Linked DNA regions of Mus musculus: regions 1, 2 and 3 are each linked to region 4. Evidence: chromatin loops called from intact Hi-C (ENCODE). Cell type or tissue: heart. All regions are shown on one strand. Region 1 overlaps Pld1 (phospholipase D1). Region 2 overlaps Fndc3b (fibronectin type III domain containing 3B). Region 3 overlaps Fndc3b (fibronectin type III domain containing 3B). Region 4 overlaps Tmem212 (transmembrane protein 212).

Evidence for each region. Hi-C counts contacts between places; a loop is a spot of excess contacts. Peaks named below come from ENCODE experiments on the same cell type or tissue, not always from the same donor. Only the 100,000 strongest peaks of a DNase experiment are listed, where the experiment ranks them.
Region 1: it touches region 4 in a loop (2.2-fold over the local background); 2 of 42 quality-filtered maps call a loop at or near these places.
Region 2: it touches region 4 in a loop (2.4-fold over the local background); 12 of 42 quality-filtered maps call a loop at or near these places.
Region 3: a loop joins it to region 4, with 1.9 times the contacts of the local background. A loop is called at or near these places in 8 of 42 quality-filtered maps.

Annotation. Positions count from the first base shown.
Region 1 is chr3:28,103,667-28,111,666 of GRCm38, reverse strand. It overlaps Pld1 (phospholipase D1), which reads right to left. Exons shown (of 27, transcript NM_001164056.1): 22 at 1,819-1,932. Among named protein-coding and RNA genes, the nearest start is that of Gm42196, 69 kb to the left of the region's middle. In heart, a CTCF peak has its summit at 3,719; DNase peaks (open chromatin) are centred at 4,076 and 6,326; H3K27ac peaks cover 443 bases.
Region 2 is chr3:27,457,081-27,465,080 of GRCm38, reverse strand. It overlaps Fndc3b (fibronectin type III domain containing 3B), which reads left to right. Exons shown (of 26, transcript NM_173182.3): 16 at 1,235-1,306; 17 at 3,287-3,405; 18 at 5,031-5,136; 19 at 6,192-6,364; 20 at 7,981-8,000. Among named protein-coding and RNA genes, the nearest start is that of Gm32738, 21 kb to the left of the region's middle. In heart, a CTCF peak has its summit at 3,806 (motif pointing left); DNase peaks (open chromatin) are centred at 1,820 and 3,810; H3K27ac peaks cover 634 bases.
Region 3 is chr3:27,567,801-27,575,800 of GRCm38, reverse strand. The region is part of intron 3 of Fndc3b (fibronectin type III domain containing 3B); the gene reads left to right. Among named protein-coding and RNA genes, the nearest start is that of Mir3092, 13 kb to the left of the region's middle. In heart, CTCF peaks have their summits at 3,407 and 5,959; a DNase peak (open chromatin) is centred at 3,320; H3K27ac peaks cover 801 bases.
Region 4 is chr3:27,858,960-27,866,959 of GRCm38, reverse strand. It overlaps Tmem212 (transmembrane protein 212), which reads left to right. Exons shown (of 4, transcript NM_001164437.1): 4 at 747-895. The coding sequence ends at 767. Among named protein-coding and RNA genes, the nearest start is that of Gm26040, 5.2 kb to the left of the region's middle. In heart, a CTCF peak has its summit at 3,426 (motif pointing right); DNase peaks (open chromatin) are centred at 3,459, 5,169 and 7,519; H3K4me3 peaks cover 1,833 bases; H3K27ac peaks cover 5,657 bases.

The DNA.
Region 1 (8,000 bases), 240 kb before region 4:
ATTTCCATCGAGTCAGCAAAAACCTGGACATGAGAAAAATCAAGGTTTAAATAACTGGCTCTGCTGAGGATTTTTGGTCTCTCAAGCTGTTAAATATTGATGACTCTAACGGACAAGCAAGGGACACCAGCCATCCTGAGGTTCTATCATGTCACAGGGGACATTTTCTTCAGTGGCATGCCACCAGGATGCTCACGCCGCCACAAATCACCTCTCACGAATGCAACCGCAAACAACACTAAAGGAATTCACAGGTTCACAAAAGAAAGAGGAAGGAGAAAGCAAAGCAGAAGAGAGGCTAGTTGGAAAGAGGTCGAGGTGGCCTGAGTGAGAGAGGACAAAAGTGGGGGGTAGATATGATCAAATTATTAGATGCTTGTAAGAAAATGTTATAGCAAACACAGTATTATTTACAATTAGTATGTGCTCATAAAAATTTTAAAATTAAAATTGAAAATATTTGATCTGGAGTGATAATAAAATTATATAAAAAGGAAAGAAAACAAAAATTCTTTGTTCCATCTGCCTGTTGTATAAAAGTAATTAACAATACAGCATGCCTGGGAAGGCTGATAGCCTTCAAATAGAGATGTTTTTCATAATGAAAGGTTATAGTTTGGGTTGCTGAACAGCAGCCAAATGTGTATATCATTCAGCTGGTTCAAAAATATCAAGAAACAATCATAGGAAATAATCACAGCAGACAATATTCCAAAAGTAATATTTGAATTGCCAAGAAAGCAGACAGAGTGCAGTTAAACATCACCAACTATGACAGGGCTATGTCCCACATCAGACAACAGCAGAGATGAACCCATCTTCAGCCAGAATGTGTAGAGCAAAGGCTGTCATTGTAGCCAGGTGGATTCACCCCTGGGAAACAGCATTAGTACTAATCATTCAGGTAAAATCCTGGCAGGTGAACAGGCACAAGGTAGCAGTCAGTGGGAGAACAAAACCAACAACTAGGCAGGAAGACCGGGGTTGTCCCCAGCACTGCAAACCAGGCACGGTGACAAACAGCACTTGGAAGGTAAATGCAAGAAGATCACAAGTTCAGAGTCAGCCTCAGCTACACAGGGAGTTTCAGGACATCCTGGGCCATCAAACACTACCACAATCCCACCCAAAGGCACCTCAAACTGTCAGAGGCAACTGGGGTCCTTTGAAGCCAAGCAAGGTGCATGTCGCCCTCCACCCAAGTGTGCCCAAGGCCCTGAACCCATCTCTGTTTGGTCCACTATAAAGTCTCATTCTTCCCCCTCATAACTCCTAAAAGGATGATTAGAAAAGTGTAAAACACAAAGAACATATTCAGGTTGTCCTCTCTGCTCTAACTGAAAGCGCTCAAACTGTACCTGGATTGTGTTCGCACTTACTTCTCCTGTTTTATTTTTCTCTACTTCCTGGAAACAATAAAGGGATTAGTGCATAGATATTTTTCACTAATATGATATATTAAAACGAATACAAAAGAGGCACTAGCTGGGCCTTCTGGAGGCAGAGGCAGGAGTGTCTCTGAAATTCAAGGTCAACCTGGTCTACATAGCAAGTTCCAGGCAGCACATAGTGAGATGGAGAGGGGGAAGGAAAGGAGAAGAGGGGAGGGGAGGGAAGGAAAAGAGACAGAGACACAGACAGAGACAGAAAGAGACATACACAGAATGACTAGTTTTTTGGTGCTGTTATACTTGACAGAGCCACCATGGATAACTGCGACATCTGAATTTCATTACCCTGTAAAGACTAAGGTTTAAAAGCGCATTACTGAGCAAATAAGTAGAAACACTGTAGCTCCCTCCTTGGTGTTCAGGGTACCTGTAGTTGAAGTGCATTATTGCCTGTAGAGCGTTCCCCCCGCCTGTGGAAATGTCTCCCTCGAATCCCGGCAGCAGCGGTATCACAATGTACACCCGATATCTCTGGCCTTCCCTGCAAAAGAAAAATAAAGAAATAAAACCAAGTAGCAGCTACATCACCATCCAAGCAGACCATGGGGCTTTGGGGACAAACGAAATGCCTCCATACAGCCTTCCTCACTCAGCTTGGATGACTCTTGGATCCCAGCTATCACTATGGGATCTGAGCGCTATGCTGTATGGTACACTTAATTGGGCAGTAAAGAGGGAAACGTGTCTGCTTCCGCTTCTCCATTCATCATCCTTTGCAGGACAGAAGGCAGTTTAAAATAAATCTTGCTGATCTCATGAAAGAGGGTGTAGGAAGTGACTTATACCAAAGTTTAGAAAAGGGTGTTACCATAATGAGACTATGTAATTTTAAATAGGATTTTATTTAAATATGTGTATCCATATGTGCAGACATAGATACATAGACATATATATATATACATAATTACTATTAAGTTATGCAGTCCACAGCTTGGCAAATTGTGGGCATTTGATTCATAACTGTGGGGGTACCGGTACCTATGTCTTAGAAGCAAATATACACATAAGATTCAGTATGTTTTTCAAAACAGAGTCATCGGTATTTAGGAATGCTAAGGTTCCAGCCAGAGAATGTTACTGGGAATTCTTCAAGAATTCTGAGTGACTAGTTGTTATTTTTTATTTTATTTTTAAAACATTTATGCACAGGTGTGTGTATGTGTGTGTGTGTGTGTGTGTGTGTGAGAGAGAGAGAGAGAGAGAGAGAGAGAGAGTATGAAAACAACTTGTGAGACTCACTTGTCTCTTTCTACCATGTGAATCCTGGAGATTGAATTCAGAGTATTGCTCTGGGCAGCAAGCATCTTTACCGTTTGGGCTATCTCAATGGCCCGTACTTTATTTTAAAAAAGGACTATTATTGTATATATGGAGCATAGGCACACACGCTACAGCCCATGTGAGGAGTTCAGAGAACAACTTTATGGAGCTGGTTCTCGCCTCCCACTGTTCTTTCACATGGACTCTTGAGACCGAACTTAAGTCAGCAGACATGTGTGACAACCACCTTTTACCCACTGAGCAAGTCCCAGCCAGTGTTCATTTTCAAATCCCCAGCTTATAGAACACAGTATCTTCAGGCCACCTTTTATAGGAAACCGAAGCTTCTTAATGACAGCTAGAACAATAGAAGAAAATGCAGCTCTTTCTTTTGATGTGTATTCAGAAGCCCAGAATGCTATGCTCTGATAGACACATCAAGCCTTTTGACACCAAGGCAGGACATTGTCATCGACTAAGGCTATGCTGGAGAATGGTAAAATGGAGTTAGTGAAAACCCTCTCATAGTGCTTTGTGTGAGTTTAACATTTTGCATCAGGCTGACTTTATAGCTATCCTTGACCACAGGCTAGATAGCCCACTAGGCAACATGTACAGCGAGAGTCCCAAACTCTTAAAGCTTCTGGCTTTGCTTAGGAATACACGGGAAAGAGAGAAAGCTTGAGAGAGATGCTGGATACCTCACAGTGCACAAATACAGTTTGCTTGAGCACATTCTCTCTGCTGGCTAATTCTCAAGGGTCATCCTGCTTAAACCATTTATTATACCTAATGGTCATAGTTCGTCTTCTTGTGAACAGAGGAAGAGACCCTTCTTGTGAGAATTTTCTCTGTTCTAATGGTCAAACCTGACAGGTGGGTCTGAATGTCCATATATTCATGACAACACAGGGCAGAAGTGACTATCAAAGGGACCATAGTATGAAAAGTCAATGGCTGAGAAATGAGGCATTTGAGGGAGACTGCTGCAATGCCAAGGATTACTCACTAGATGGCAAACGTAGTTTGAGTTGGGAAGAATACAGAGAAAATGTGAACAGCCCTGGTTACTGCCTTGGTTAGGCGACAAGGCACAGTCTTTAAATGGTAAACAGGACACAGGAGAAGAACAGGAAGCCCTGAGCTACTTTCCCACAGTCCACATTTAAAAGACTGCATGAACCCAAGTGGACACTTAACTAAAGTATATTCCTGTGAGACGTCCCATAGTCATTCCAGTGATGTCCACAGTACCCCACCCACGTGCTAATAAAGCAAGTCAGCTGAGCTCCTAGCCAGGATGGAAGCACTTCTAGGTCACCTTGTTCATTGGAGCTGCCTGGCTCTGCAGTCAGAACCGGGTCTCATCTGCCTCTTCTTTCCCAGACCGTGGCCAGGAAGTGACCCATAAGCTCTGTGTCTTGCTCATTCATGACAAGCTCATGACCTGGGCTGAGGGCTGACCTGCTCCAACACACTGGGTGGAGGTTCACATAGCTTTCTATTTGGGGCAGCCTTCAGTAGAGAACCCATGCTTTCAGTGTGCTCTGTTGGCTGGGAGGATGGGGTTGGAGTCAGATTAAAAGAACATTTCAGCAAAAAGTAGGTCAAACTATACTTGATATTTTTCTTAATTATATTTCATTTGAATTTTCATTATGGTAAATATATAAAATGTAAAATTGGGCATTCTGTCCACTGTGAGAGTCTTCATCATTAACTGTGGTCCTAATTTTACATGATGCCTTCCATATTCAAAGCTTTTCATCATCATCACAGATAGAATTCGCTTCATTCCTACCCCCCAGCTTTCATCCCCCACCTCCCACTCCCTAGAGTCCCTGGCTATCTCTAGTTTACTCTACCTGGATTTTGCATATATGAGGAATCACATGAGGCTTGTCCTTTTTGGTCTAACTTGTTTTCCTTAACACACTACCCTCAAGGTTCACCCATACCGTGGCATGCTTCACAGCTCCTTCAGCTTTGTGGCTGAATATTCTTCTGTATTGTGTGTACACGTTCATCTGCTAGTGGACTGTTGGGTTGCTTTGCCTCGTGGATGTTGGGAATAAAGCTGTTATCAGTGTTGCATTATTAGCCCTCTGAGTTCGAGGCCAGCTTGGTCTACAGGGGGAGTGTCAGGATAACTAGGGCTACACAGATAAACCCTGTCTCAGAAAATAAACAAACACAGGTTTTTTTTTAATTAAAAAAAAAAAAAAAAAAGAGTGAGCGAGTGAAAATTGTTTTTTCATCCTAAGCAGAATTCTAGAGGAACTAGAACAAGCCCCTTCCCACTTCCTTTCTATTTATTTTATATGATTTCTAAAATATATTTATTTGTGTGTGTATAAGATTTTGTGCATATGTGTGAACGCACATGTATGTGCCTACATATGTGTATGGAAGCCAGAGCCTAACTCACGTGTCCCCTTCAGCACCTGTCCACATGGTCATTAAGACAGAGTCTCGCTGACTTGGAACTTCCCAGTTGGAGGAGGCCAGCCAGTGATCCCAGCGATTCAGCTGTTCGAGGCCCCAGCACGGGGATCATAAGTTTATACTGCCATGGCCAGCCTTTACCTATAGATTGTGGGGATTAAACTCAGTCTTCATGCTGGTCTAGCTCCAGCTTGACTGACTTCTCTCCACCCTATGGGTGTAGGCTTTTGGAAAAGAATACTTTAAGGCCTTTGGTTGTCCTAAAGCTGCTTGCACCTTTCAAAGAAGAGTAGCAGCTCCCTCCAGGTAGGTGAAGGCCTCTCCATCCCCCCCTGCCCTTCTTTAGGAAATCCTCTTCTTCTTAATGCCGCTTCCCTCATGCCCGAGCTCTCTGCTGCATGGAGGGCAGTCAGGAGAAATGGCTTCAGCTCAAGGTTGGGTCTCAGGACCTGAAGGAACCACAAAGAAGCTTCTGCAGCAATGAGCAGTCATTACAGCAATGAGCAGTCAGGGTAGGAGGCTCATCTCTGTGAATGGGAAGGCACTGAGGAAACAAGACAGGGCAGCAATGATGAATTCTGTCAGAAAGAGAGAGGTCGCATGTGGGACTCCTTGGCACGTTTTAGACTGTGGTGGGATGGGTTCTGCTGGACTCAGATCTGAAGTCTCTCAGGACATACCCCTTTTCATTTTGAGTTTAGAGAATCTTCAAAGATGCAATGCATCTCTCTGCCCTGTCCTGTTCTTATGTATAGATGAGGGCCTTGGCTGAAATCTACTGGTATGCTAGAAATGTCCACTCAACTCAACCCTGATATTTACCTACTATACAAAAGGCCACGTGGGCTATGACAGACTGTGTTATACCCAAACACATAGAAGTCTGTTCATTGCTTGTCTTTTGGAAATGGCAGGCTTTGACATGTAAGAGGGTTGGGTTAGCCCAGCACATCTGACTTCAACCTTACCCCAGGCTTGATAACCTCTGCCCAGACATAACCCCAAATGAGACCCTGTAAACCATTTATTAAGGCAACTGTTCTCTGCCAACCCCAGATAGGACACAAACTCAGGCTCAGAATGTTTGCTGGCCCCAGCCTTATGCTTTTTTTTTTATATCCAGAGGCTGAGAGGACCATTTATAAGATTGTTTTGGAATAAAATAAAAGCAATAAAATGATCTCAAAGCAAGCCTCCCCTGCCAGGATTTGTAGTCATCTGTGTCCTGATGTAACCTCTTCTCCAATCCTTGTCTGAAGCTGGGAAGATGAAGCCCACAGGAAAAAGCAGAGCCTGAGCTTGTCATACCAAACATGTGCTCCCTTCTTTGTCTGATAACTGCAGCTCGAACCCTTCAGCACACCACTACACCAAGCTGGGCATGCCTTCCCACAGCACAAAATTATAGGATATGAAAATTACAAGATAGAGATCTCCTCCAACCAAAAGAAATTTTATCCACCAAGTAATTACTTTAAGAAACATGATATTTGTGTGTGTGTGTGTGTGTGTGTGTGTTTCAAATGAAGTACCTCTCTTAGCTTTTTTGAAAGCTTATCAAAAGTGTGTACTTCCTTAGACACAAGGGAAGCTTCGAACTCGGTGATGAAGAGCAGAGGCTAAAGTCCCAGTGACTTAGTTACATTTCTTGTTGCTGGACCTAAGAAAAGGCTCTTTAAGGGAGTGACTTATTTTTGCTGACAGTAATGAGGGCCCACAGTCCATCATGAGTTGGGCGGGCATGGTGGCAAGAATCTAAGGCTGTTAGCCACATTGTCTCCTTTGTCAGAAAACAGAACGGGCAAGACACAAGGACAGGCTATAAAACTCCATGGTCTGTGTTGGAAATTAGCTCACATGACAGAGTGCTTACCTAGTGTGCACAAAGCCCTGGGTTCGATTCTCATCACTGCGTAATTCAGCCCTGGAATCACATGACTGTAAACCACCCCCCCCCCCCAGGCTTGAGGGATGGCGAGAAGAGGATCAGAAATTCAAGGTCATCCTTGGCTATAAGTGATATCAAGGTTAACCGTGACTACAAGAAACTGTCTCAAACAAATAGCACCATCACATTAGCTCCTCCAAGCAATGGCCCACTTCTTCCGGTAAGGTTCTGCTGCCTAAAGGACCTACAACCCCAAACAACACCAATGGTAGGGGGTCCACGTGTTCAGACCTATGAGCCAATGGGAGATATTTCACATTACTCAGAGACAGGGTTTGAGACCTAGTTCCCCTATTAATAGTCTTGTGTGGCTCACTTAGTCTCAGCTGCATCCTCTCTAGGGTGAGAGGCTTTATGTCCAGCCCCACAAGGTTGAAGATTGAATGACGTCATTCACAAAAATAAAAAAGACTCAAAAATGACTCTCTAGCATTTTAATTCAATTAAAATGAAATGTAAAGCTTTCATATCACCCCAGAGTGACAGGACAGACAGCAGCATAGCCCAGGACAAAGCAAACCTGAACTGACAGGGCAGCTTCATGATGCTTTGAGGTGTGTCATCTCGATGAGAAATCCAGGCAAGATGGTGCAGCGGATAAAGGTGATTGATAACCCAAGTGGACCCTGAGAGCCACGTGGTAAAAAAAGAACCAACCCCCACAAGTTGTCTTCTGATCACTACTCATGTTCTGTGGCATGTGTGTGACTTCACACACATACACACACATGCAATAAAACTGTTTTTAAAAGGGAATATAAAAGTCCAGCAGAAAGAGGAATTTACTACAGTCCTAGCTGGTCACCCAGAGGCAGAGGAAGTCAGTTAGGAGCCAGTGCCTGGGAGCTAAAGGAAAGATTTTTTTTTTTAATTAAAAAGAAATAAATTTTTTTGTT
Region 2 (8,000 bases), 400 kb after region 4:
TTAAGAATATGTATGAACAGCAAGTGAAGGGCAGAAGCGAAAACATTAGAGTTGTAAGGTAATGTACCCAGGGCGCAGTTTAAAGCATTGTGCGTCGTTGGAGACCAAGCTCGAGCATGCTGTACTGAGGCATCAAAGAGCTCTGAGGTCGGCTTCCCTGGAGGACAAGGATAGGTAGGAGTGGAGCCCTCTGGGCTGCCTGCCTCCCAGGACTTCCCTGAGTCGCCCCCTTAGCTCTGTGCCCGATTTGTCTTTATCATGATTGCTGTACACGTTATTATTGAAGTGTGTGTGACAAATGCACACCCCGGAAAGTGAGCTGCACAAATCGGTGTAAGCAACATCGAGGCCTTGGAAAGTCCCCTCCGTGTGCAAGGACGCAGAGGGGCTGCTGGCAGACATGAGTTCTTCACAGTTTGGCAAAATCATCCCGCCTGGTGTTTTTAATCTCACAAAGCAAAGCTCTTGCAGGTAGACATGTCTATGTCTGGAGACCATGATCCAAGGTGACATATGGCTCTGGTGGTAGCTGTCCCCCCGAAAATGCCCGATGCCTGTGCTGATCGCTCTGTACTGCATCCGGGACCCTGGCGATGTCGTTTGCGTGGTAGAAAAGTGAGGTGCAATGAAATTACTCCATTCCAACATTGTATTTATTTTGTTAATGCAGTTTTTTCTCTACCCTTCCCATTTTTCAAAATCATCTAGTTGCTCATAAGTATGTGACATAAAAATAATAAAACAGGATAAATACCTGAATATTTCAACTTTCCATAAAAATCACCCACTCTTAAAGAGCCACTTCAGAGTGCTCCTCGCGATGTCACTTTTAGGAAACTCGTGCCATCTGTCAAGTTTGATGCGCGTTCCTAAATCAGTGCGCAGCCTTGCATTCCGTTCTGTGTTTCAGTGACCTTAAATGGCAGTGTGATAAAATTCCATCTCTTGACATTGAGGGGCCAGAGTGGGCGACTCATCCCTGTAACCTCAGTCCTGGGGTCAGGGTGGGGTACTGAGGCAGGGGCATTCCCAGGACCTTGATGTCAGCCTGAGCAGAAGTATGAGATGCCGTCTCAAGAAAATCTTTAAGGGGCAGGTTTCTTAAAGATGATGAGTCATGCTCTTTGGTCCACGTTCGATGGACGGCTGTATATCGGAGGTGCTCTTGTACTCTGTAATGGTGCTGGCCAGTGACACCCAGTGCTCTCCTCACTAATCTCTGCCTACTCTGCAGATGCTCCAAAGGACAACGGTGGCTCAGAAATCCTGAAGTATCTGCTGGAGATCACGGATGGAACTTCTGAAGGTGACACTTTGGAAACTGTATTACACAATGCATCCCCACCCGGTCCCCACCCTGATGTGGTCAGACCCTCTGCAGTAGCTGCAGCAGGCATCCATTAGTTCGAACGATAGAGCTAGTAGTGTAGTCAAGCCATAGCAAGCATCAGCATGTCTGTCTGTCTGTCTGTCTGCCTGCCTGTCTGTCTCTCTCTCTCCCTGCCCTCCCTCCCTCCCTTCCTCTTCAGCTAGCTTTCCTTCCTGCGCATCCTCAGCAAGCTCTCTACAGCCCACTGTGCCCCTGCGTATGGTTTTGTCTGTCAGATACCACAGTTCACTCTGCTTGAAGTACCCATTTTTGACAAATTACGATTTTTGTTTCTGTTTTTGTTTCTATTTTCTATGTTGATTTTGAAACGATGGCCACTCATTAATAGAGTGAATGAACTTGAGGCTTTCTCCCCTAAGCTGTCACGAGCTTTATCTGGCCGTCGTTAGCAGTAGTCTGCCTGGCATCCTTGCCATGGCCAGCCACAGCCACGTCATAGTGTGGCCAGGGACGGGTGTCAGACTTGCAGAACACACTGGTCTCTGTTGTGACTCTGGAGTTAGAGTTCTCAGCAGTTGTCACACTGCCAGTGTTAAGATGAGGCCATGGGGCTTGCCACGGAGTCTCCTGACCTGCGTTGAGTCCCTGACACCCGAGTGTAAATGGACAGAGAGAACCAGCTGCGGACCCCACCCCACCCCTCCCTACCCCCGCCGTGGGCAGTGACATACATGAGTGTGCACGTGCACCCTCACCACGAATGCGTAGGAGGTCAGACAGGGCAGGGCACGGCAGGAGAAGCCTTAGGGCCCCAGAGACGCACTTGCTTTTTCTTTCCTTCTAATAAAACTCACTGGGATTCAACAGGAAAAGATACAGTTGTCAAAACTTTAAAACATAACCAGATTTTACTAATATGGCAAAAGAGAGAGCCATGCAAACAAGTGGCGATTGTCTCTGGCTTGTTCTGACACCACAAGCACCTGGAGGTGGGGTTTTTTTTTTAAGCCTGTTAAGTACTGTTTTAGGCCGGAAATAGAATTCTTTGAGATGGGCACAGCTGTTCTTAACATAAACTCAGTTTCTGTGCTAGAGGCCTTATCTGATGTCTAAATTAAGACTAGGAGAGGAGTCAACATCTCCAAGTTGCTTACTGAGAAAGTGTAAGTCTGCCTGCGGTTGCCCTGGCTCGCCCAGGTATGGACTCGGTGCAAGAGTAGGTGCTGTTTTACACTGATGGCCTGGCCGGTCCATGGGGTTGTGCGTCATAGGGCCTTTTCATGTGTCTGCCCATAGCCCAAGCTCCACTGTCTAAATTCCCAGTTCCCACGGGCTATATCCTAATTCAGACCTAACAAGGCACAGTACCACCGGGCAGTAATAAACATCTAACTGGCCCCTGAAGGGACTTATGGAGGTTCATTTATGAATAGGATAGGGTGGGCATATTTCCCTAAAACAGCTCCCGTGGTAAAGGCTCCCACAGAGGGAGCAAAACAGCGGCCGACAGCCTGCAGGCGCTTTTCCCCCTGAGCTTCAGCCTCATGGGGCACCCTCCAAGTATCTCCAAGTGTCTGTCACCACCATCACAGCTGCATGCATGGGCTCCCTGGACACAGCAAATCATCTGTAAATGGCCTCACTGGTGCCCTCAGCAGCACCTTGTACAGGAAGCCTGCACCATGTGACAGCACCTGCTGCATAGCCGGCCCTGTGGCTACCTCAGCATGGCATTTCACAGCTGTGCAGCACTGTACCCTCCTCCTGTGCCAACTCCCGTGTTGGTAGTCAGCAGTGTCATAATGCTGGGACGATAGGAAGTGCCTCTACATTTCAGTGTTGGGTGATGCCAGGTTGCCGTGAAAGCCACTTGGTGTTTTTGTCTCAGATGCTGTTTCTAATGGGGACTGTCATGCTGTTACCAAGGCCTAAACTTACACCCATCTCATTTTCCAGCTGGGCAGTGGGAAGTGGCCTACAGTGGATCGGCTACAGAGTATGTCTTTACCCATTTGAAACCAGGCACTTTGTACAAACTGCGAGCGTGCTGCATCAGTACCGGTGGGCACAGTCAGGTTGGTTCATCAATGTGTGGCAGTGGGCCTCTAGATCAAGTTGGGAAGTGCCATGTGAGTAGTGCAAGACGATGCTGCAGTTTTAAGTGTTTCTCGTCGATGCAGCCTGCTTTAGTGTCACATCTGGATATGAAACATAGTCCTGACAGGGCAGAAACGGTACCCAAATCCTCCACACATTCTGATGGGATTCTGATGTGTGCAGACTCTCTCCCTTATATGACCTTCACATAATTGCACGGAGGAGAAGAAATTAGTTAGGATTTACATTAACTAAATAAGGGAGACCTCTGCCATTTCAAGGAGGGAAAAGTGTAGAATTTAAGAGTCAAGACAAGACCTGCCTGGCTGTGCTGGGATGGGAACACATCTGTGAAGGTCCTTTACTGCCACCTGCTGGGAGACTGCTGTAAAAGCAGGATAAGTCTGATTAATTGCACTTCAGCTTTTCTGTAGTTCCCTGTGTAGAGCCTGCAGGCAGCAGCCATGGCTTCTCTCTATCAGAATGACTGTAGACAGCCAGGTGGCATGCCAGGAGACTCCAATTATACCACACAGTGCTCACAGGTTCAATATATTCTAATAAATGCAGACAAAGTACTCTAGAGTCTGGGTGTCATAGTGACATCATGAGAGGCACTGTGATAGAAGTCTTCTTTTCACTGTAGATGATTCGAAACCATTAATGGTAAGAGAAAGAGAGATGGTACCTAGTGAGCCAGTAACAGATTGATAACGTTTTCCTGAATTTTACATATACACAAACACTCTGCCCATGTATATCATAGCAGTTCCTCAGGGTCTAGAGTTTTGTCTAGACAGAAAGACACACACACACACACATACACACACCCATGCACCCCACACAGGATAAGAGTCCAGTTAAAACACTTGCAGAGTCCTGGGGCTGCCCGGAATGTCTCCCTGCTGGAGTATATCCAGACTGAGGCCACAGGGCATCAGTGGTACCTGCCATGTGAGCGGTTCGGCAGGGCAGCATATGCACTAGCTGAAGGCATAGCGTCCATCCATCCGGTCCCCACCAGCATGCCTTGGAAGGAGTTGGAGCTCTCTGGCTCCACCTTGTCTCCTCGATCCTCATAAGATGATCAGCTTTCATACCACCAGCTTTGCAGAGCGAGATCCCACGAAGGAGGCCTAGTCTCTTTAGCACTGGCAGGTCTGCTGTAAGCGGCAGGCTCGGTGGGTAAATGCCCCCTTTACCTACTGCTCTGCTCTTCCTGGGGCGGCCTGGCCATTTACAGAACCATTCTCAATTTTATCAGTTGTTTTGTGTTCTCTTGGACCCTCAAGGAGGGTCTTCCTACTGCTGATGTAAAGGAAAATAATATGCGTACACGGGTGGGCCGTCCGCAGCCCTAGTAATCTGACATCAGAGAGAGCCGCTCCAGGTAGAACGAGCATTGTGTGCAGTGAGAGCCCACACTTCCTTATGCAGACAAGCACAGAGCCTCCTGAAGACCTTTATATATGTCAGCACACACATCTAGTGCGTTAACTCCCTTTGGCCCCATTTACAGTTGTGGGATAGAGTTAGCCTGGTGGATAAGGTGTGAGTGATTCACAGTAACTAAGCCATGGTCTCTCCGGTGTTTCTCCCACAGTGTTCTGAAAGTCTCCCTGTCCGCACACTAAGCCTTGCACCAGGTCAGTGCCGACCACCGAGGGTTTTGGGTAGACCAAAGCACAAAGGAGTCCACTTAGAGTGGGGTGAGTGAACAAATCTTCACACTGGCATCCACCAGGACAGTGGGAGACTGACACAGCGCTCGGTCACTCAGCTCCAGGGCTTCCTTCAGAAGCTGGGTCACCCACTGGCATGTCTGGTCTCCAGAGCCTGGACCTTGGCTGTCTCTCAGGCGCAGCCTTCTATTGCTCATGCTCCCGTTCCTGACAGGGCTACTCTTGCTGTTGCTACTCTCGACAATAGTGGCCGTGTTTCTAGAGAACATTCCAGAATAGCCTGCCTCGTCCAGGGGTTGTTCAGCACCAGAAGAAAACATGCATGATTTAGAGATCAAACCAAGAAATGGTTCAAAGAGCAGTGTCAAGTCCCTCCTCTGCGGGTTCTGGGATTTTCCTAGCCTTGTCTAACAGCACTTCCAGTTGTGCCAGCAGCCTACAAGTGTGCACATAGCAAGTGCAAATGTGTAGAACATTGGCAGACATTTTGGCCACCACTTATGTCTAAAGTGTAATAAAATGGTATGCCGGTTTGGGGTCATGTAGACTTAGCAGGGTGTCTCACTTTAAGTTATAGATATTTTTCCTTCCTTCCTTCTCGTTATTAAATGTGAAAGGTTACCTAGTACTCCTGTTATCCCTGAATTATTTTTAATATAATAGAACGTGTTTAAATGCATTTGCTTTGGGTAGTTTGGCTCATTCGGGAGCTTTTTCACCTTTTTGAATAGGAGGCGCCTTTTGTAATAGAAACCTAAGGGCACATCACCTATATATTTTAAACAGTAGCAATAGAAAATCAAATGTAAGTCAGTCAACTAGAAATCCGAAGACTGAGGCTGGAGAGACGGGCAGTGGCTAAGAGCACTTGCCGCTATTGCAGCGGGCCCAGGCTCAGTTCCCAGCGCCCATGTGGTGTCTCCCAAGCACCCAGAGCTGCAGTTTCTGAGGTTTCCATGCCGCCTTCTGGCCTCCACATACGGTGCACACTCATGCATGCAGGCCCACTCAGACCTGAGTAAAAATAAAATAAAGAGAAATCCAAAAAAGCATTCAAAGATGAACATTTTTTACATCCTCAGATGTGCCTGCGTCTGAAAGTGGCTGTGAGGTCTCAGAATACAGTGTGGAAATGACGGAACCCGAGAATGTCGCCTCAGAGGTGTACCATGGGCCTGAGCTGGAGTGCACGGTTGGCAACCTGCTGCCTGGAACTGTGTACCGCTTCAGAGTGCGAGCTCTGAATGACGGAGGGGTGAGTATGAGCACACAATTAGAGCACAAGGTGCCTTTGTTAGCCTCCTGCAACCTCTCAGTTGTATGTGACAACTGTTAAAGTATATGTAACAACATCCTTATTTGAGAATCGATGTCGTCGTGGTTTCCTGTAGGCCCCACACTACCAAGTTTCTGTCTCTCATTCTTTCCGTGTGTGTGTGTGTGTGTGTGTGTGTGTGTGTGTGTGTGTGTATACTTTTGATAATTCATGAAAGAATTTCCCGCTCTCATTCATTTCATCACCTGTAAGAATTAGGGCTTCAGATCAGTCCTAGTAAAAGTTGTCCAAGGGAACTGGGCAGAGGGAGTTGGGGAAACACTTGCCATAAACTGAGTTAGAGCTTAAAACCTACATCATTAAAAGCTGGAGTGGGGAACCCCCTTGGAACCTCAGCACTGTGAAGGCAGAGACAGGAGGACCCCTGGGCTTACTGGACCGACTAAGTGAGGTCCAGCCTCGTCTCGGAAAAAGAGGTGGGCAGGGGCTGAGAACCAGATTATCGCCCGCTCTGCACGCGTGCATGGACCTATACACACAAGAATACTCGCACACAACCTAGTAGTATCAGAGCGTGCTGTCTATACCTTGGGTTGCTTTGTTCTAGACAAGTAGGGTGGGGCCCGAGGAGGAAGCCGCTTACTTTTCTCTAATCTGATTCCTGTGAAAACTCCATAGCTCTCTGGACCTTTCTTCTGCTGTCTTGTTCATCTGGTGTCTGTGGGGGGGTGGGGGGGGGCAGAAGCTGAGAGGCAGTATGTATATTATGTGACCCACAGAGGAATTGTTCTTTTTTTTTTTTGAAGTAGCAGAGTGATACGGATTCATGGGATATGCAGGGGTTGGGAATGAGGGAGAGGTGGCCCACAACGTGTCTGCCCAGAGATGGGCAGAAGCGTAGAACAAGCTAATGCCAAAGTCGCCCAGAGCCTCAGTGTGTATACATGAGTTCCATGAAAATTGTACATTTCACTAATTGGTGAAATTTACTTTTAAAAGAAGGAAAAACGCCAATTGACCAAACAAAGAAAAAGCATGTCTGTCATGTTGGAGACATGGCAGTCTGACAGTCTGTTACAGCAGTGTTGGGTAGCTGGAGATGGTGGGCATCCTTGTGTATTCCAGCAGTCAGGAGACTGACACAGGAGCATCTTAGGTACAAGACTGACCTAGGCTACATGGGAAGACCTTATCTCAAAGTAGTGGTGGAGGGTCGGGTGCCAGCCACCAGAACAAATACCCAGAATGTAATAACCAGTAGTCCCGAGAGACCCTTATACACTTGAAATGAAACTACTCTGCATGGCTTTCTTCATTTCCCTGACTGAATGATCTTTACTCCTGATGGGAAAGGGAAAATGGGCCAACTTTTTAATCTTTTTGAATTAAAAAATACAGACATATATAATAGATGTTTACCTCTCAGGGAAAGAACAGTGGCTTATCTATATCCTTCTTAAAGTAAAACCCATCAGATAATACTTTTATTCTGCTGCACTAATGACACTCTTGACTTTACCTTTAATTATAAGTTTGGATGTGCACACGGGCCTGCAGAGACCGTTCTGACATGTGAACACGTTCTTCTCTTTCAGTACGGTCCCTACTCTGATGT
Region 3 (8,000 bases), 290 kb after region 4:
CATGTGCACTTCCATGTCTGCCTCCACAAGCATGGATGTTCAACCCTGCACACATACACAGGAAGGAAAATAAGTTCACATTAAAAACAAATAAATAGAACTTTGGCTGTCCACACCAGTGATTCCCTTGGACTTTTCTGTGGCAGCTGTACCCAGTCAGACTGCCTGTCATGCAGACAGAATTGATCCTCTCTCTTCCTCTTTACTGGTGCTTTAGTTGACCAGGTATAAGTCTGAGTGGAACAGTCTCGTCATAAAGCCTCTAACCTTCATCCATCAACAGCAGGCTTCTTTAACTTTTTCCCCGGTAGAGACTGCTCTGTATGAGGATGCCTGTGTGCTGGTAGGAGGGAAAGCACGTTTTACAGAGCAGCCAGCTTTGCTGTCTCCCTTCTTGGTCTGTGTTTCTTCTGGCATATTCTACAAGAGAACCAGAGTGTCCAGATGATACAGTAGAGCTCTCTCCCCACTCCTAGTAAGCTCTTCATCAGCCTTGCCTCAGCCCAATCAACTCGCACTGGCCTAGAAAGGCAAGTATTACTATTCTGAGCATTAGAAGGTAGGCATTCTGCAAGTTGTGCCATTTATTGGGTATTTTCCCAAAGGATGAAGGGTTTTTCTTATTGAAGGATTGTCTTACTAAGCGCTTGTTGTTGGGTGAGTGGATTCCTGGCTGGGCCGTTCTGTTCTAACTCTCTCATTTCATCCTCCCCAGGTCTCTGGCCTCTGACCCTTACAGACATTAATTGAAAATGTGTTCTTCATTTGTCTCGAGAAGAACCAGGGATTATTATTTAACCCTTCTGTAGTGCCTAAGCACAGGGATTGCCAAACTCATTTTGGGAAGGGCAGGAAAATACCTTGTTTTGTAGACATACAGTCTCTGAAGCATATTCTATTTTTCCTTTATAGCTCTTTTAAAACATGGAAGCTATTTGCTTGTGAACTGTACAAAACCAGGCCACTGAACGGCACTAGTTTCCCCACGTTAGAACATTCTCTTTAAAATACATTTGTGGAGAGTTGTCTAGGTTCCGACATTTGCCCTTTCTACACTGTACTGATGGGGAATCAGCATTTATGAGTAGGGAGAATATACTGAAGACTGTGGGCACTTGTATCCTGTAAGATGCATCCTTCCTTTCTGCTCTCCTCTGACATTACCCATATTTTCAAAATTGAAACCTTTTAAACTCTTGTTCCTTTGCTTGTTTTCAGTGCTGATACCTGGACCCAGAGACAGAGAGTGCTCAGCGAACACTCGCCCGCTGAGCTAGGTTCCTAGTTTGTCCAAAGTTTAGTTCTTGCATTTATGCTAATAAAAATGTCATTGTGACAGCCTTCTGTCACTGTGTACATGGGTCGTGGTAGCAAGTTACGTCCAGAAAGGGAAGCAAGCCGAGGCAAGCGTGCCCGTTCCATGTTCGTTTACTTATGTCATGGAGAATCTGATAAAAAAATTGACTTAAGAGGAGTCTTACCCAGTGCTGATGTTTTTCAAAACTGACTGTTTTAATGAAACCCTGTAAGCATTTTCTTCTGAAGTCCTACAGGGAGAGAGGAATTACATCCTTAGAATTACGCCCTTAGTAACCTGACCGGATGTGGATGGCTTCTTTTGCTCATGTTCCCCTCTGATTTCCTTATGGGATATCTGTTGATGTTCTTCAAATGCAACACCACCAGCGCCCCTGCTCTTAAAAGCAACTGACGAGGGCAGGGCAGGCCTTGAGACGCTGCGAGTGGGCTCTCTTCTTCTCTAGCTGCCATCCTAGCTGCCATCCCAGGCGACGGGCACAGAGCTCCCCAGTCATTCCTCGTCTGTTAGGATACGGATGGATATCGGGATGTCTCCCATCACCTCCTTGTCCTTTTAGGTCTTTAGAAATGAGTCTTTGGCTCTAGTGCAGTTGTGAATAGATGTGCATGGTTTCTAGGAAAGCATTGGGACCCATTGAATTGTGCCTTTGGGAACAAAGGCACTTTGTTTAAAAAGATTGTCCCAAGCTGGAGCTGGAGCTGAAAAGGGGCCCACGTCGTCTCCCGCTTTCTCCTGCGAAGTCTTCGGGAAGCTGATGTTTGCTGAGTGCGCGGCTGTACTCGCTGTCCAAACAGCTCTCTGTTTGCCAACCGGGAACATATTGCTGCCTCTGTGAGGCACTCCATCATGCCTTGAATGGATCCTCTTGTGTTCAGCTTTTCTGACTCAAAGAGGGAGAGAGAAATATTTCTTTCAGGCCTCGACATTCACTGTAGCATCCAGGGTCTCATCAGGCCCTTAGAAGCCAAACATGCCACAGAAAGCACTTCTTAAAGGGAGCGAGAAAGGAGTAGAGAGAAGGGAAGAAAGGAAGAGACAGCTCCATTGAAAAGCCTTTCTTCTAGCCCCCTGTAACCAGCTTTTGTAAATAAACAGGCTCTTTTGGCAAATAGAATTGTGAGAATACTCCCCATTTCTCTGAAGCAGAAATAAAACTTCCTGCAAGGAACTTCCAAGGGATGGTAGGGTTTTTTTCTGCTCACAATTTTCAAGCACACCCTAAGGTACAGTGGTACCCCACGGCAGCATGGAATACACTCATGATGTCCTGCTGAGAAGGTGACAGTTTTCATCACACCTGAGTTTCTCAAGCTGTGGAGGTTAGCTGACGTGAGGGAGTTCCTGTTGCTCTGTAAACTTGCCGTTACATTTTGGAGTTCTAAACTTACATTATACAAAACAGAGAAGATAAAATTTCTGCTGTTACAGTCTGTACTGAAGTCTGTAGTAACTGTATCTTCTGGTAAAGTCTAGTATTTGCTTATATAAACTGAGATCTTGATTTCTGGGAAAATGTAGCCTCCCCTGATGGTTAGCGATCGTTCTGTGCTTTATAGTTTGGGAAATCTTTGTTGAGTGTGGAGGGAGCCACTGTCCCTTTTATAGACTATGTCTGGAAGCATGCAACAAGATGCTGGCTTACTTTGATCTGAATAGGCTACTAAGTACTTGCTATATGCCAGGCAAGCCTTGCTTGGTACTGTGGAGAAGACACAGAGGGCTTTCTGTGGTTGGCTGCCAGATACAAATGGTTTTACGAGTGGAAGGGGAGATTCTCATTCAGCAATAAAACATACTGTCTGGTCTTCATCAGTGAGTCCTCACTGTTGATGAGCGCAGCTGCTATAAACGAGTTCCTGGCTTACTCAGTAGCTGCAGTGTTTACTGCTTTGCTGGTCTGTGTCTTACTCCTTATGTAGTACTACCTGTGCCTGGAAATGGGCAGTTCCAAAGCCTTAACGGCTTGCATCTGGACTGCACTAGTTAGACTAGGAGAGTAAAGGTCAGCTCTGCCTCTGGTGCCATGATGACGGCAACCAGCTTGCTGGTCCAGCAAGCTGAGCATCTATGAGGCCCTCTTGTGAGCGTTTGATGCATACCCACTCTTTTCTCTTAACCAGTACCAATCTTGTGAGATTGATACTGCAGGTGGGATAGTCCTCATCCGAAATGCCCGGAACCAGAAGTGGTTTTGGGATATCTGAGGGTTAAATGTCTGTATACACTGGCACACACATTTTTAAGTTTGGAACATTTTAGATTTCAGAACACTTTGGATTAAGTATGCTTAACCTATATCAATTTCTTCATTTTAGGGGGAGACTGAGGCAAAGAGATAGGTTTAGTAACATGCCCAGGACCACATAACTTATAACTGGTGGAGTTTGAGGTTATAATTCATAGGGGTGTGGTCTTGTCACCTCTGCTGCAGCTATGCAGTGGGGGGCTGGCCAGTGGAAAAGACTGACATTACTCTTCCCAGGACCTTGTTCATCTTCTCTTAATTTTTGGAGTGTGTATTACATCAGCAGTATGTAGAAGTGTATATTGATACCGAAAATCCAACATTTATGAAGGTTAAGATAATTTTAAATACTGTATTTAGTAGGTGAAACAATCTGTTTCTATTATGGAATAAATTTAGTGCTTTATTCATTTCTTGTCTTTTTGTTATAAACTGATTGAATTGTGTTGTGATCTGATAAGTAAAGCTGGCCATTTTGCTCAGAACTAATTGGGAATTTGATTTTGAACCACAAATATATTAATAATTATAAAGTATCTGAGTAAATAAGGATATATATATTCATATATACACATATATGAATAGTAAATTCAATGTATAAATCATACACATAGAATGAGAATAGAATATATGTATAAGGCCTTGTCTTTGTTCGTGTGTGTGTGTGTGTGTGTGTGTGTGTAAGAGAGAGAGAGGAGAGAGAGAGAAAGGAGAGAGAGAGCGCACATTTTCTAATTGTTTTTACTACTGTGTGGCCATATGACTATTGGATAGTGTGATTAGCTCTTTTCAACACTTTGGTGCTAGTCAGGCCTATTGAAGGCTCCTGGGGGAAACTCATTTCCTAGAATTATTTGTACCTAATCTATCCAGAGGTATCAGCCTCTTTTGCCGAGTAGTTGTGGTAAGAGAAGCAGTTGTGTGTATTTTCAGGATTATGAAAAAGCTATTCAGGGATTCAGCTTTCAATTTCAAGAGTAATGAGACTGCCAGCTTGTTTAGGAACACAGTGCCTGGCTTTCATAAATTCTAGATGTTCCAAGGAAAGTTAAAAAAAAAAAGCCCTTAGTTTCAGAACACTGTATATTAAAGTTAACTGAAGTGAAACCCATGACAGGATATGGCAACACTGAGTCCAAAGTATCTGAGCTTCAAGTTCAGTAAGGAAAGGTGTAGGGTATCCTTGTTTAATCGCTTCTGGTTGCCTTGAAATTTGTAATAGAAAATGAACATAGTTTCTAATGTGGTATACCTAGTGCTGAACCTGAAGACAGCTCCTCACTGGTTTGTTAATGGGGCTTAGATATCTGTCTCTGTCTGTCTGTCTGTCTGTCTCAATATCTGCCTATCTATCTATCTATCTATCTATCTATCTATCTATCTATCTATCTAATGTGTATGAATGTTTTGTGTCTGTCTATCTGTCTGTGCTCCATATACATGTTTGGTACCTGTGGAAGTTAGAAGAGGTTGTGGGATCTCATGGTTATGAGCCATCATGGGAGTACTGGAATCTGAATCCAGGTCCTCTTCAAGAGCAGCAAATGCCCTTAACTGCTGAACCATCTCTCTAGCACCTATTATTGAGGATTTTGTGACTGTCTACAGAACCTTTGGATGCTCCACCAGTCTGTAATGGCCCCATGGATTATAGGATAGGGATTTTGTCCTTCCCAGTCTCTCCCCACCCCCCCAAAAAATAGGCACTGTATTTCAAGAATTCTAAATGACATACTTCTAGTCCTAGTCTGGCATCTTTCAAATTGGTGTGTGTGAGCACACACTATAATTAATTATACAGCTAGGCAGCATCTGTTCTTTTAATTTTAAGTGGGATTTTTTTTTCCTTATTGATATACTGGAAGATGGCAAATAGACTGGGCTGTAGGTCAAGTACCACCTGCAGGTTAAGTCAATGGACCACATGGGCAAAGATGACTTCCTATGTTTGGATGATGAGTTCTTTCTTTCTTTCTTTCTTTCTTTCTTTCTTTCTTTCTTTCTTTCTTTCTTTCTTTCTTTCTTTCTTCCTTCCTTCCTTCCTTCCTTCCTTAATGATTTTTTCCTCTGTGTGTGTGTGTAGCTTCTGTGTAATTCATGTTATGGGGAAGGAGGAGAGTCCAGATTGTCTGTTTTATAATCCTAGGATGTTACCTTAGTAGGAGCCATAGTGAATGTAACTTTTAGTCCTCAGCAGAGATTAGGGTTATGAGAACTGGCCTACATGTAGCTCTGAAATACTACTCCAGCCTGGACTGGCCTCCATTTTGATTTCCAGGGCAATTTGACAATTGATAGAGAGACAGACCAAGGCAAAATATATGGAGATGGGTCTTCAAGATGACTGAGTCTCATTTCCAGGTTCCATATAGTAGATGGAGAGGAAGAACTTGAACTCTACAATTTGTCCTCTGGCCACCACAAGAGTGCAGTATTATTTCAGATGAGCATGTATAAACCACAGCCTAAGATGGACAACTGGTCAACCTCACTACTTGCCCAGATTGAGCATACTAAGTCTAGTGTAGACAATTAGCCAGTCCTGACCTATGGAGATAGATGGGCTGTGGTAGGAGCAGATGCATAGAGATGAACACCATTCATGCATATGTGCATACACACATAATATGCTTAAGCCTTTTGTCTTCTGTTGGCCCACAGGAGGTGTTTGTTTGTTTGTTTGTTTGTTTTGTTTTGTTTTGTTTTGCTGTGGATCTTCTTAGTAAACACAGATGACTTCTGCTTTGTTTTCTTTTTAGTGAGTTAATTCCTCTAGGAACCTTATTAATTGAGAAATGTCAGGCAATAGGATTTTGCCATGAGCAGTCCTCATAAAGAACTTGCAGAGTGAGACAACACAAGTAAGCAACTTGTCATAAATGAGAGGTCTCATAAAAGCATTTCTATGTTTTTCTAAGAAAAACCTTTTGAAACCATTTCATAAACAATACTGGCACTTCAAAAAACAGTCAAGACAGAAAAAATGTAAGAGTGCCTCTGAATTATTTGTTATATACATACTTTCCATGTCATAAGCTCCTGTCACATTTTTTCTTGTCCTCAGACAAGTTGTAAATAAAATTGAACAAGTAATTGATTTAATTCAGTACAATGAATGATTAAATTTTTAAGTAGTATATGTGTGTGTGCATGTGCGTACTTTTTAGTATGTGTTTTTAGTATGTATGTGTGTTGAACTTTTTAGCCAAATGCAAAAAATGGCTTGCATATTATATGAATGTAATTATATCATAATAATAACGAGTATGATCGTGAAAAGATTGAACTAAGATATTAAGGAAGAAAATATTCCTTTTTATGTCCAGAGGGAAAGAATTTTTAGCCAGGAAATTTTTGCTGCTGTTTTGGGTGAAGCCCACAGGTAGAATCATAAGATCATCTTTACATTCTTGGAAGGTTGAGATTTTGCTGACATACTTCAAAAAGTAATATTGAAATTTAAAAAATAACATCTCATCTAATGCCTTATTATCCTGCCATTGGGCTAGAATTATGGTAATGGAACTATTTTGAAAATATATAGTAAATTCTTGGAACATAGCTATAGTATTTTAAGGATTGGAAGTGGTATTATTGTATTACTTATTAATAAGCAAACATAGGTGTGTCAGTAATCAGTATAGTTAATTTGAACACTGAAGACCTAAGGTCTACTTTGGGAGGGAGGAAGAAATAGTACAAAGCACAGTCTCCTTTGGACTGGAGTCGGACGATCCTGTTGGCAGGCTCTAACTCTAAAGTGAACCGAGCCATCAGCTGCAATGTTTCATGAGTCCAGAACTAGAAACAGCAGTATTTTGTTCTCAGTGGTCAGTTGATCATTGTGTGGCAATGATGCTAGTGGGTTTGTTTCTGTTCCAACTGAAGTATGAGATACCAGGGCGATAATGATTTCCCATATATTGAACATACAGGGATTGACAGCATGTGATATTTTTAGAACCCAGTTTCAAAAGTGGTTCAGACTATCAGAAATGCCCATGGGAATGCCTGCAATTCCAGCCACATCATAGGAGGGAAGAAAGATATCCTAAGGAGTTTGTTGCTTGCTGCTGGTAGGATCCAACTGTCCAGGTTCATGAAGGTTTGCTTTATGTAATTGAAGTTTCCTGTAGTTTGTATGCCTGTTAGAAAGAGTTTCAGATTGCTGCTTGTTAAAAAGAAGCACTCTTTCAAATTTGGGTCATTAAACAAAGGAATTCACTGCATTTTGAGAGAATGAACTTGACATTACCTGAAATATTCTGAACATGGACTAGAGTCCGTTCAACAGTTCCCACCTTTAAACTCGAATTGTCTGCATGGCCATGTTTCCCAAGAGAATCCTGATGCTGTGTTCTTGGCCATCAACAACAACATAAATATTTACAATCTTATTAACTGATCCAGGACATGCAAGGCCAAGTAAAGTCC
Region 4 (8,000 bases):
CATGGTTGCAGAGCAAGGATTATTACCCACTGAGCCAGCTCCCTAGCCCTTCATTGGCACCTTGACCCCAGGCAGACTGAGATTTAATTGTTCCTCTAACCCTTCCCATCTGGGCTGCTTTAAGCAAATCAGAATCAACTCCACCCCCACCCCCATGTCTGTGCCTCAGCTTTCCTCCTTTGGAAAGTAGAGGGAGCGCTCTCCCCATCCATTGAGGAATGACATCATTTCTAAGGAGAGCAAAAGAGGCCAGTGTGGCCCTGGAAAAGTGCTTGAGAAATGCTCCCTTCCTTCTCTCACTTCTAGTCAAATCTCAGTTCTTGGCTCCCAATTCAAGAGTTCCAAGAGTTCCCTTTAATCTCCTGTTAGTTTTTGAGAAGCCCTAAGCCAACACAATCCAGACAACACAAACAGCAAATGACCAGGAGAAATATTCAGTGCCAAGATCCCCCCACTTCCTCACAGCCCCTGCCCCAAAGGCAATGTCCTGCCTATGCTGTGTTCCTGCCAGAGTCTTTATTGCACACGTATTTCTTTTTTATACCTTTTGACACCCCCTTCACCACTGCCACCACAATATGGCTCTCTCTGTTGATGGCTCTTAAATCCTTCAGTGCTTCCATGATGCTGTTATTTGGGCCATCCTTCAGTGGTTACTGGGACACTAAAAACAGCTAAATTAAATGTCAGAAGCGACACTTGATAAACTGTACAAATAAATATTTTTCTTTTTCCCCCCTCCCTAGGGTCCAGAGAATCCACAATAAATTTGAACCTGTGTTCCCCTTAAATTGGCCTTATTTGTGGTCATTATTTTGAAATATTTACAAAGCAATTTTGTTCTTTAAACTTCCTACCTTCTGGGTTCTTATGAAATAAAATGGAAATGATTGTACATTTTGGTCCTTTCATTGACATTTAAAAAATGCCCATATTATGATGTAGAAATTGAAATACTGTTGTTGCCATAGAAATATGAAAATTAACTATATACACTTATAGCCGATGAATGGTTTGTTTTCATTTTTCTTGTTCTGTGAGGGGCATTTTGTTTGAAGGCACTCCCATATGACATAAATTAGGGGACATTTCTCTCAGTTTTTCTTTATTGCTACCACCAAAGGCGACTCTAAGTTTTCAGGACACAATTAAAACATGGAACTGTGACCTGTGTTGGGAACATTATCCTTCATGGGGTATCTCTCTTCTCATTCTTGTTTTTGACCTAATATCTACTTAAGAACTCAGGTTGTCCCTTCATTAGTAGAATAGTTTGCCTATAGCATGGGTGAGGCATGGGTTTGATCCCTGGCACTCCATAAAACTGGGTGTGAGGGCGACACCTGAGATTCTGGTACATTGCAGGTAGTGGCAGGAGGATCAGGAGTTTAAGGCCATCTCCCCGACATAGTGAATTTGAGGTTAGACTGGAGTATGATGAGGTGTCTTAAAAATTCAGTCAGAAGACCTGCAAGACAGCTCAGCCAGTAAAGAGACTTGTACCAAGCCTGACAACTCGGCCTCAATCCCTGGGCCCCACATGGTGGAAGGAGAGATCCGACTCCTGCGTGCAGTCTACTGTCTTCCACATGCATACTGTTCTGACTGCCCACTGACACAGACACATAAGTATTTTTTAAAGGTACAATACAAAAAAAAATTCAACCTTACAAACAAACAAAAACCAGTTTGTAGTTGGAAGGAACCTTGGATACATGTGAGGCTGAGTTCTCAAATCCCTGAGAACTGTGTGGCCGTTATATGCTGATTCTCAGGAAGACACTCCACGTGGCAGTGAGCTGACTACAATAGAGACATCTTTCTTAGATGCATCAGAGAGGTGCTTCCTAGAGTCTCTAGTCCTGGCCTTATGTCTGTGGCTCTCCACAGCTCAGTGCGGTGGGTTTGAGTCGTTGACCACTCATAGGACCATCAGCATGCTTGGGAAACTGTACAAACTGAGAGTCTTCTGAGGTCTCAGGGAATTGTCCCACCAGGTTGCTGCTGCTACCCATTACAGTCCGACACACGGTTATTCTGAGTCAGAAACTCAACTGGGCTTTCAAATCAGCAGGGAAGCTTCCTCCTCTTCCATTTTAAGACAGACTTCAATTTCCTCCTAGTCAAATAGGGATCATCAGAATTGCTAACTCAGTCTTGCTGAAAGAATCAATGGGATTCAACGTATAACAAAAAGCCCGGTGGTGCAGCTTGGACTCTAACAGCCAGGTCTGTGATCAGTTCTGTTGAACCCATTTGATGGGGAGGGAGAGAACTGACTCCACAACTTGGTCCTCTGACTTCACGCATGCAGTGTGGTGCATGCACACCTGTACACATCACACAGACGCATCATGTAAGAGTTCAAGGCTTCGAGCTTCGTTCCACACACTTAGTACATGTCTTCAAACATCAGTCAGTATGGATCCCACTCATCTGAAAACGGACACATTCAGAGTAAACACTTTAGACATAACACTTCAGACATAAGACATAAACACCTTCATTTTGCAGATCTGATATCTGTGATTGGGAGAGGCTTCGTGACTTCTTCAAGGGCACAGGGCTGAAACATTGCTATCTAGCAATCCAGTGCAAGTCTCCCAGGCCCCGGGTCTTCGATCACCACACTGTTATCTGCCCCGTAATGGAACGATAAGATTTCTAGCCGTGGTCTGGTGATTGCACACGTAGGGACTTGTTAGTATAATGTCCGAGTTAATAACATTTAAGCTCTCCCCTCAGTATGGGGCACCCTGCTTATTCATGCACCTACATCTTGCTTTCTTGTGTCCCACTCAGTGCTGAAATAATTAAAGCTGACCTTCAGACATTTTACCAACAAGCCAGATCTCTGGGTGCTACCACACCCTCAAAGACATGGACAGTCCAATAGTTGCTTTCTAGAACTGAGGGAAGAAAATCTGGGGGAAATGTGTACAGTTTCAGAAACCTGAACATTATCCAGTTTTCGCGGAATTATGTGAAATAGCACAATCGTATATGCCTTAGGTTAACCAGAACCCCATTCACGATGTTAAGAACTGCAACAGGTTGGTGTTTGCCATTCTGGTCACAAAGAAAAGAACAGGCATTTTACTGTGCCCTTGTCTGGGAGAAATCAAAGGGTTAATTCTTCAGCGCTGTGTGCCAAAAAATGTCTAGTTTACAGACTGGAACGAATATGGCACCTTCGTTTTAAACAGCCAATTTCCAGTTTTGTGTGGCTGTCGAGATTCCTGAGCTAGGGACAGGGGCCGGGGCAGGAGAATGGGCTGGGTTTCTTACTTTGAATGTGGACATATGGGCTGTGGGAAGGAAACTATTTAAGATGGGGCTTAGGGAGAGGGGGGAAAAGTCGCCTTTCCCCAGCTGAGATTTTTCCAGGATGTCGTCATACAAGCTCCAAAACCTCCTCTGAACAGTAGATGGCTCTCATTGGCTGTATGCAAATGATGCGCAAGCACTGGTTTCCTGGCAGAGGAAAACTTACACCAGAGCAGCGATCCAGTCCAAGCCTGGCTCTCCACAATCCTGAAAGACGGGGCAGTTTCAGCCTTTGACATGCCAGGAAGTAATTCCATAATGTCACTCATGCTGAGGGCTCACCGGTCCTCAGACAAGAAGACACAAGTGCAGCGTGTAAGATTTAAGTTTTCGGACAGACTTTAGTACAAAGAGCAGAAACCATGGGAGGAGCCAGAATTACACTGAACACCGACACTAGTAATTAAAGCCACCGTAAGGGAAGAAAGGCTTCTGCCAGGAAACTGCAAGCACAACCCGAAGCCATTCCTTCCCCCATTTTTCAGGCAGGGGGTCCTTGCCATGTGACAACCAGATAAGGCTGTGTGGGGGTCATTAACGTTCCTGCCCATCCTGGAGGCGCAGAGGCCTTCCTGAGGTTTGCTGACCTGTATGCTTCAATGTGTTTCATTTTCTCCAAGAGCAGGCAGATGAGAAAGGTCAGGAGACTTAGGTTAGAAGCTGGGAAATGGACCAGGGCCCCACAGTATGACATCATTTTCTTGCAATGCAATGAAGCAAATGACACCAGAGCAGCGATCCAGTTCCATGAAGGAAGAAAACAAAAACAAAAACAATCACAACAGTAGAGAAGCCTGACAGCCACAGCAAGTCCCAGAATCTGCAGAGGAAGGGCCTGCCTAGCTCAGCTCCTGCCTCTTTGTTAATATCCTTGGCTAGAGCACCTTGGAAGAGAGGGTAACAGGGATTGGGGGTTGGGGGGAGGGAGAGGGAGGTGGAGGGAAGAATGAGAGGGGAGAGTCTGGAGAACAGGAGTGGGGAGTCTGGGAAGTGAATGGTAGACTCTCCCTAGACCTAGGTCAGGGTTCACTACTATTTATTGACTGTCTTGTGGCTGGTCCAAGGGGAAGGAGGAGGATTTAAACCTTGCTTCAGTGTCCAACTGCCAATCCCTAGGCAGAGCTACATCTGCCCTTTTCTGACTGAAACAAATGTCTTATGACTCTGCTGTCCTGACTTTTCTGGAGACATGCACAGAAAGGCCTATTCACCTGGGCAGAGAGGGTAATAGCAGACCAAAGAAACAGAACTCTACCAGTCTCTGTACAACTTGCTGGCATCTCCGTGGAAGGGTCTACTCTCCCCAGCACCCATACACTCACATAAGCACTAGAAGGTGTGGGGAGTCAGCTACGAACTTGTGTGGTCCTCGAGAGACATAGAACTTTCCTGTGAGTTTCTTTAGCTCCCCTCCTCCTCCTCCCCCCACTCCTCCTCTTCCTTCTTAGAAAGACTGTTTCAAAGCAGCGGGAGCAGCTATAAAGGCCTTGTCCTAGGACACAGGTTGGAGTAGATGATAACACTTTCCTAAGAAGCTCTGTGAGTTTGTAGATATTCTCCTTGTGGGGTAGACCCAGAAATTTAAATGTGAAAAATCTGCCTGGTTATGAAACTTGGGAAAATGAGCCTCCTGAGTGACCACCCCCAAAACATAGAGATCCTCTTGCAGCATTGACAAAAAGATGTCCTTAAGGCACCAGCACAGGCCAGAGAAGGCTCACAGGCCTGAACAGGAACCCTGAGCGAGCTAGGCTGCAGCCTAGCCCAGTGATCTTGGACAACGTGCCAAGTGCAGTGCCGCTCCCAGCCTCCCCAGTGGCATAGCCTGACCTGGATTCCAGCCAATTGGTTCAGCCCTGAACCAAGGCAAGGCTTTAAGGGCTCTGGCCAACACATCAAGAGGCTGCACCACAGGGCCCTACCTCTGGCTGGTACCAAGGTTTGGAGAACTAGCTTCTGCGTTCTATACCTCTGCTCACTGGCTGGGCGGCTGCTTTCTGTAACCGAGTGCCTGTTACTTGTCATGCCCCAGTAGGGACTGCACGGTGGCTATGAAGGACAGTCTCAGTTAGAGCTTTTGTCGATTTTCTTTGTTCTCCTCACGCAGGTCCTCCTGGGAGTTAGCAGAAGCCACCAAACACTGACTACAGCTAAGACTGAGTATCGCAGCTCCTTGACACTTTAATATATATTTCAAAAAACCAGTTGACAATAAATCCCTTTTATAATGTCATTTCCTAGCCGCCTTGATGGATGACACACTACAAGGACTGTCCCAATCATGCCAGACCAACTGTCCAACAATTGAGCGGTACCAGGTGGCCCCTCTAATCTGGGTTCCAGGGAGTTATTCCACAATTACTCGTGGGAACCACGCAAAGACAGATATGCTCTCTGGGAAAGTCATGGATACCTATCCTCTGGATGGCTCAAAACCCTCGTCTTCTCCCTCAACCTCTCCCCTATTCTCCTGGAGAGGGGAAGTGTCTTCTTTAAATGAGTCACTATCCCCAAGATGTATTAAAAGCTCTAGTTGTTATAAGGCCAGGAAGCACTAAAAAACCCTACAGAGACAGAACTTTACATAAAATGCCCATATTACTGAGGTTGTTTTTTTCCTGCCAAGTTGTCATCCTTATAGTCTCTGGTCACTCCCCTTAAGTAGTTATGATGTCCACAGTTAACTCGATAGGGAAAGGGAATTTATTTTTACATGGGTGTAAAAATCACAAAATTCAAGGCTTGTATTTTTTGCCATCTGAATAACCCCTCATGCTTGTTCACACATGTTGAAAGTGTTGTTTAACTAAAGTACACAGAGCAGACTCATTGAAGACTACCCTTTCCCCTTGCTCTAGACAAGGAGAAAGATCAAAGCTGCCAGTATTTTTCCAGGATGACCCCTGCTTTGTTCTGAACACTCCACCCATCTCCAGTTTGTAGAAGCTCAAACAATCCCCCTCCCCCGATTTTCTCTTCTATAAACCTTCTTATAAACAAGACTCCCATTGCTCCTTTGGCATCCCATGAAGAGAGGATTCTCCCTCACAGGTAGATCTTTACGGTGTCTTCTACAGTTATAGTATCAATTCCTTCAAACTTCTAAAGCTCACAGTGTTAAAGCAGTGAAAAAGCATTGTGGGACTTGGCAGGTGAAATGCATTGTGGGACTTGGCAGGTGAAAAGCATTGTGGTACTTAGCAGGTGAAACGCATTGTGGGACTTGGCAGGTGAAAAGCATTGTGGGACTTGGCAGGTGAAAAGCATTGTGGGACTAGGCAGGTGAGGAAAGGTATTTGAGATGGTTCTGTTCTAATAAGACCGATGTTGAATAATGAAAAGCGGCTTACCTATTAACAACTCTGCCTTAAAATGCCCAAGTGGCTAGCATTTTTTAAAAAAGCAACCCTGGTTTATTAAGTAATTAATTCCTTTCATACTGGAGGAGAGTATAAGGTAATGATGATAACTGATTTCAATTATCTCATAAATTATTATTGATAAAGAATGCACAGGGTACCAGACTGTATGTTCTTAATATGGCATGATGACTTGGAAAAGCAAATCTCCCAGCTCAGGGGCCAGCAGGAGGCTCAGTAGGTAAGGCCTTTTCCCATTACGCTTGCGAACACCATCCCTGGAAAACATGTCTTATCCTCTGAACTGCGTGCATGCTGTGGCATGTGCACGCTTGTGTACACACACACAAATAAATAATTTTTTAAAAAAGATCTCCAGCCCACAAAACACAAATGATCCAGAAGATAACCGATAAAGAAGTTTGAACAAGTTACACACCAATAAACGGACTGAAAACCAACCCCTTTGCCTTTGGGGAGTTTCTGTTTTCCCACACATGAAACAAAGGAGCCAAGATTAGCTGTCATGTCCAGAATCCTGGAACTTAAAATACATGTGCTAGTGTAAAACGTTAAGCCCTCGAATGCTTTGCTTGGCAAATTTCATGAAAAAGATAAGCTCAATGGAATTATGACTTCAGACAGAGAAGTGGATGCTATCACAGACCTAGGGAACAAGAAGAAGAAAAATATGGAACTTGGCCACAGATAGAAAAGAATGCTGGTGTTGTTGTTGGTGGTGGTGGTGGTTTTGGTTTTGGTTTTGTTTTGGTTTTTGCAGCCAGCAGCCTGGACAGGAGGGAGCTCTGGCGAGAGTGGCACAGCAAGCTCAGGGCTCAGAGCACCTTGCTCAGGGCAATCAATCAACAAAGGTTTTATTTGACTCAAGTTACTTTATTTGTCAAGGGACTCTTAGGAGGTGCCTGAGATAACGTGGACGAGGGTTATATGCCCTGCCGAGTGTAGTGGATTGCAGAAATATCCTAGCGACTAGCTCTGTAAGACTAGGGAGGGAAGGGGCTGGGTAACCAGAGAAGGCTCAAGAAGTATTCCAGGAATGCTCTGAGGCTGAGCCTGAACAGTGGGGCCTGGCTAGGGATTGTAAAGAAAGGGCAGTTGCACGCAGACAGAGAATGAGAACCAAAATGGATTTATCCTCTTTAAGTAAACTACCCAGCCAGCACTCGGGAGGAGCATCATGGTTACAAAAAGCACTTTGACAGTGAACTGAAGAATAAGCCACAGATGGCCTCAAAATATAAAGATGCTTCGGTATTCAAGATTTCCCACCAGACTCAATTCTCCCAGAGAGAA